Regions from separate parts of the Homo sapiens genome. Here region 2 is linked to region 1. A link is an interaction called in ENCODE POLR2A ChIA-PET data of the cell type or tissue named here. Cell type or tissue: HepG2. All regions are shown on one strand.

Region 1 (2,500 bases):
TTTGTATTTTTAGTAGGGATGGGGTTTCACCATGTTGGCCAGATTGGTCTCAAACTTCTGACCTCAGGAGACCTGCCTGCCTCAGCCTCCCAAAGTGCTGAGATTATAGGCGTGAGCCACCCCACCTGGCCTCTAAAAAATATTGATAAATTTACAGAAGTTATTTAAAATGTTGAAAATTGTAAGCAACATAGCAATCTTGAGTTGACATGTATAAAGCATGGTATTTACTTTTTTATTGATTTATTAATTCATATTCTCATTTTCTCCCTCGGTGCTAGAAAGCAAAGAGCTAGTCAGGCATGAGAATGATTAAAAACCCTTGTGAGCTAGGAAGAGAGAAGAATCTAAACAAAAACGAACCTAAGGAAAAGAACAACAAATTAGGCTTTGTGAAATGGAAGGAAGAAAGGAAAGGGAAAGGAAGGGAGGCCTAGTTCATAATGTGTTATATGATTTAGATTTTTACACAAGTAAGATATTAAAGAATTACAAGTTAACCATCTAAATGTAATACTTTCCAAATAACTTAGAAGTAACATAGTCTGATTTATTCTAAGATGTGCTATCATTTATCTTGAAAAATTTTCAGTAGAAAAATGATCATAATTTACTGGATTTTTCCTACAGTAAATCATTTATTTTTATTTATTCTTATTGGCTCTATTGAAAACTGTGTCCCTTTATTACCTTGTTGAAAATCTAAACCATCAATAGAACAGCAAAGCATATTTTAATGAAGTTAAAACCTGTTGCAACCCTAAGCAAGTAGAAGATTGAAAATAAGACTTTAATCTGTACACCAGGCAATTCTCTAAACCTGTCACTAAATTTTTTGAATCCACCTATCCAAAAGGTCAGCAAAAGTAAAGGCTTCATTGCACAAGTTGATACCAGTACTGTGCCCTTTGCCAAGAATGCTTGGGAAAATAAAGGATTCCATTGTTTCAACAGATTGACCTGGCAACTTAGTCCAGAAATGTTTTCTTTAGACTAATTTAGCAGAAGAGATGAATAAAGTCAAACAACTGTTTTACGGTAGAAGCACTTCAAAGTAGTGCTTGAGAGCTCTGAAGTTTGAATGATCTAGCTTTGAATCTTGACTCCACCAGCTGTGAGCTCTTAGTAAGTCCATTTAACTTCTTATGACTCAATTTTTCCATTTGTAAGTTGGGCATGAGGGCACTCAAACATGGCATACTGCTGGCTGTCTCTTAATACTCATTCTTCTCATCTTTCAAAGCAACAGAATCTTAGTTCTTAGCAGGACACACAGGTGAGTGGAAAAAAATCTCTTTTACAACTAGGTGTGGCCATCTGAGTTTTGGGATATATGTGGCAATGGCATGTGCTACTTCTGGGAAGTATTCTTAAAGAAAGGGGTAGGACTTCCTCTTCCTTCTTCCTACAGCTAGAATATGGACATGAAGGCAGAAGCTCCAACAGTTTCCTCTGTGGATGAGGTGACCTTGGAATTGGAAGCTATATGTGCCAGAGGTATTAGACAGAAAGAGATTGAGTCTCTGCCACCGTATCATATCAACCCCAAACTGACTCTTCTGGATTTCTTGAATAGGCAAGAGAAATAAACCATTGACCGAAGCCATTGTTTTGGGATATTTATTTCTCTGTCTGCCAAACCTAATTCTAATTAATAATACTACCACAAAGAAAGGTTTTAAGAATTAAATGAGATTATGTGCTAGCTACATAGTAAGTGTGCAATACATCATGCTTATTATTACTATTATATTATTATTAAACAAGGATAATATTATGGTCTAACTATTCAGAAAAATAAAATATATCTGGAAAGTCTTACCTTTCAGACCAGTGGCATTAAAGAACTATAAGGGTGCCTATCAAAGAATAGAGTTTCTCCTGAGAAGCAATTTTTGATGTATTAGAATAAATTACCTGCAATAAAGAAAAGAGGTCAAACAGACCTGGAATAGCTCCTAATCCCCATGGTAACCACATATTTTCTTACACCAAGTGTTGCCTAATGTTCTTAGTCTGAAGGACTCTGAATTTTAAAAAGAAATTTAAAATGGAAAATAAAGGTATGCACACATGATGCCCCGTAAAGTGAAACCATTTAAATGGTGAAAGATCTCCTGATGATAACCTCAATTAACAACAATAGCACTATGAACAAAAGAAACAATTTTGTAAAGGGAAATACACTCTAAAAACTCAAAACAAGGACCTTCACTATCTATCAACACACACACACATGCACACACACAATCACATACACACACATATATATGACTTTTATATCAGAAATTGTCAATAATGATCTATAATTCCACAATATGTATCACAGACACTGATGGAGAATTAAAAATTAAGGAGCAGCCTTCCTCTGCTTCCAAACACAGACTATGTCCAAAATCATGTCAAAAATGTCTCTACTAGCGCAACCCAATAGTTTTTAAAAGAATCCATTGACACATAAAATCTCAGTAGGGCCAAGCTTGGTGGCTCACGCCTGCAA
Region 2 (2,500 bases), 140 kb before region 1:
CTGTAATCCCAGCACTTTGGGAAGCCGAGGCAGGAGGATCACTTAAGGTCAGGAGTTTGAGACCAGCCTGGCCAACATGATGAAACCCCATCTCTACCAAAAATACAAAAAATTATCAGGGCGTGGTGGTGTGCGCCTCTAGTCCCAGCTACTCAGGAGGCTGAGGCAGGAGAATCGCTTGAACCCGGGAGGTGGAGGTCGCAGTGAGCCGAGATCGTGCCATTGCACTCCAGCCTGGGCGACAGAGAGAGACTCCATCTCAAAAAAAAAAAAAAAAAAAAAAGAAAAGAAAAAGGATGAATAACAAGAAAGAAAAACAGCCTTATTGCTGATATGGAGAAAGGTTTTAGTGGTCTAGGTAGAAGATTAAACCAGATTTTTGAAAAAAAAAAAAAAAAAGAAAAAGAGACACTTGAAGAAGAGATGGAAAAGCAATCTAGAAAGAGAAAAGTATTTGCAAAGGATGACAGGTAAGCATGACCAAGGAACTGAAAGAATTTCAGTTTAGCTGCAGCATCTAATGAACACAAACGCTTAGGGATCTAGAGTAATGGAGACAACATCTCATATCCGCAACAATAGAAACATCTGGCTTTCTTGATCACCACAGCAGGGGAACAGACATCTGAATGACTTTTATATACTTCAGTCTAGAAGTGACACACATCACTTCTACCCACAGCCTATTGGTTAGCACTAGTCATATGCTTCTCCCACCCCACCCCCAAAATTATAATGACCTAGAAAAGTAGGGGCAGATGTAATGTTTAATGCATACCACTGTCTCAGGTATAGGCATGATATTAATGGCTGTCTTACTCTATTTGTGTTGCTATGAAGGAATATCTGAGGCTGAGTAATTTATAAAGAAAATAGGTTTATTTGGCTCATAGTTCTGCAGACTGTACAGGAAGCATGGCACCAGCATTGGCTTCAGGCCACTTCCACTCATGGGGAAGGCAACGGAAAGGCACATGCACAGAGATCACACGTGAGAGAGGAGGCAAGAGACAAAAAGGAGGGAGATGCCAGGCTCTTTTTGAATAACCAACTCTTTGGGAACTAATAAGAGTGAGAACTCACACAACCCCACCCCATGCTGACAGAGCATTAATCTATTCATGAGAGATATGCCCCATGACCCCAACACCTCTCACAGTCCCCGCCTCTGACACTAGGAATCAATTTCAACATGTGATTTGGGGGACAATATTCAAACTATAGCAATTACTTTGTAAGTCATGTTTAAGCAGTTTGCTTTATTCTGAGGGTATCAAAGAGCCAATAAAGAATTTTAAGCAAGATAATTAAAGGACTGGATTTAGAACTTTTTGCAGCTCGGCAGGGTTTCCTCCCCTATTACTTCTCCTCACCTCTAAGTGGATAGGCAGTCTTTCAGAAAGCTATCCATGGAAATGATGCTGTTAACAAATATGAGATAGTTAAAATCAACAGAATGATCCATTGTCACCCCCATCCCTCAATTAAAAGCATGTGCTTTTTTGAGTGCCTCAGAGAGTAAATGCCCCCCCCTTTTTTTTAAAGCTCCTAGTTATGGTGTAGCAGCCTTAAGGAAGATGGATCATTCAGGCATAGTCAGGCACTGATATGTTTTAGTAAACAGAACCAAGAGAAGGGGATACCATGAGGCCTGAGCTTTGAAAACGAGGAGACAACTGCTGTTGTTGGCACATCCTTTCATTCCTTCTAGACACAAGCCTCAGCAGACATCCAGTGCCATCAGATCACTCTTAAAGAAGGGCCTCAGCGTAGCATCCACAGCTGGTCACTACTTCCTCAGGGATGACTTGCACCTGGGAGGAAAAATAGGATAAAGGTGGAAGTGCAGTTGATGTTGTTTCTTTCCTTATCTGTATTGCCAATAAAATTGCCTTTTCAATTTTTCTCAGTGATTAATATTTGTATGATGTGTGTGTATCAAGCAGACTACAGCAGGTCCTCTTTAGCTCCTCTTGCTCCAGTGGTCAATAACTCAGTGATTAGCAGAAGCACCTCAGAAGCTTGTTAAAAATACAGAGTCTTAGTTCATGCATTCAACTTACTTAATCAAACTCTCTGGAGTAGGATCCATGAAGCTAGTTTTAGTTGTTTTTGTTTTTTTACAAAAATTTTGCAGGCTTGTAAAATGTTGCTGTAGTTAATGTAGAAGCAATCTGCCATATAATTTTTTTCTTTTTTTTTGCGATGGAGTCTTGGTCTTGTTGCCCAGGCTGGAGTGTAATGGTGCAATCTTGGCTCACTGCAACCTCTGCCTCCCGAGTTCAAACAATTTTCCTGCCTCAGCCTCCCAAGTATCTGGGATTACAGGCGCCTGCCACTACACCCAGCTAATTTTTTGTATTTTTAGTAGAGACTGGGTTTCACTATGTTGGCCAGGCTGGTCTCGAACTCCTGACCTCAGGTGATCCACCGCCTTGGCCTCCCAAAGTGCTAGGATTACAGGCATGAGCCACCACGCCCGGCCTCATAAAATTATTTT

The links. ChIA-PET counts read pairs that join two places held together with the same protein. Peaks named below come from ENCODE experiments on the same cell type or tissue, not always from the same donor. Only the 100,000 strongest peaks of a DNase experiment are listed, where the experiment ranks them.
Region 2: POLR2A ChIA-PET joins it to region 1 with 5 read pairs; 2 of 35 experiments call an interaction of 5 or more read pairs at or near these places.

What each region holds. Positions count from the first base shown.
Region 1 is chr6:63,515,400-63,517,899 of GRCh38, forward strand. It overlaps a transcript of LGSN not described here and a transcript of PTP4A1 not described here. Among named protein-coding and RNA genes, the nearest start is that of PTP4A1, 56 kb to the right of the region's middle. In HepG2, no CTCF peak of the experiment used is centred here; a DNase peak (open chromatin) is centred at 962; H3K4me3 peaks cover 1,301 bases.
Region 2 is chr6:63,377,653-63,380,152 of GRCh38, forward strand. It overlaps a transcript of LGSN not described here. Among named protein-coding and RNA genes, the nearest start is that of LGSN, 59 kb to the left of the region's middle. In HepG2, no CTCF peak of the experiment used is centred here; no DNase peak of the experiment used is centred here.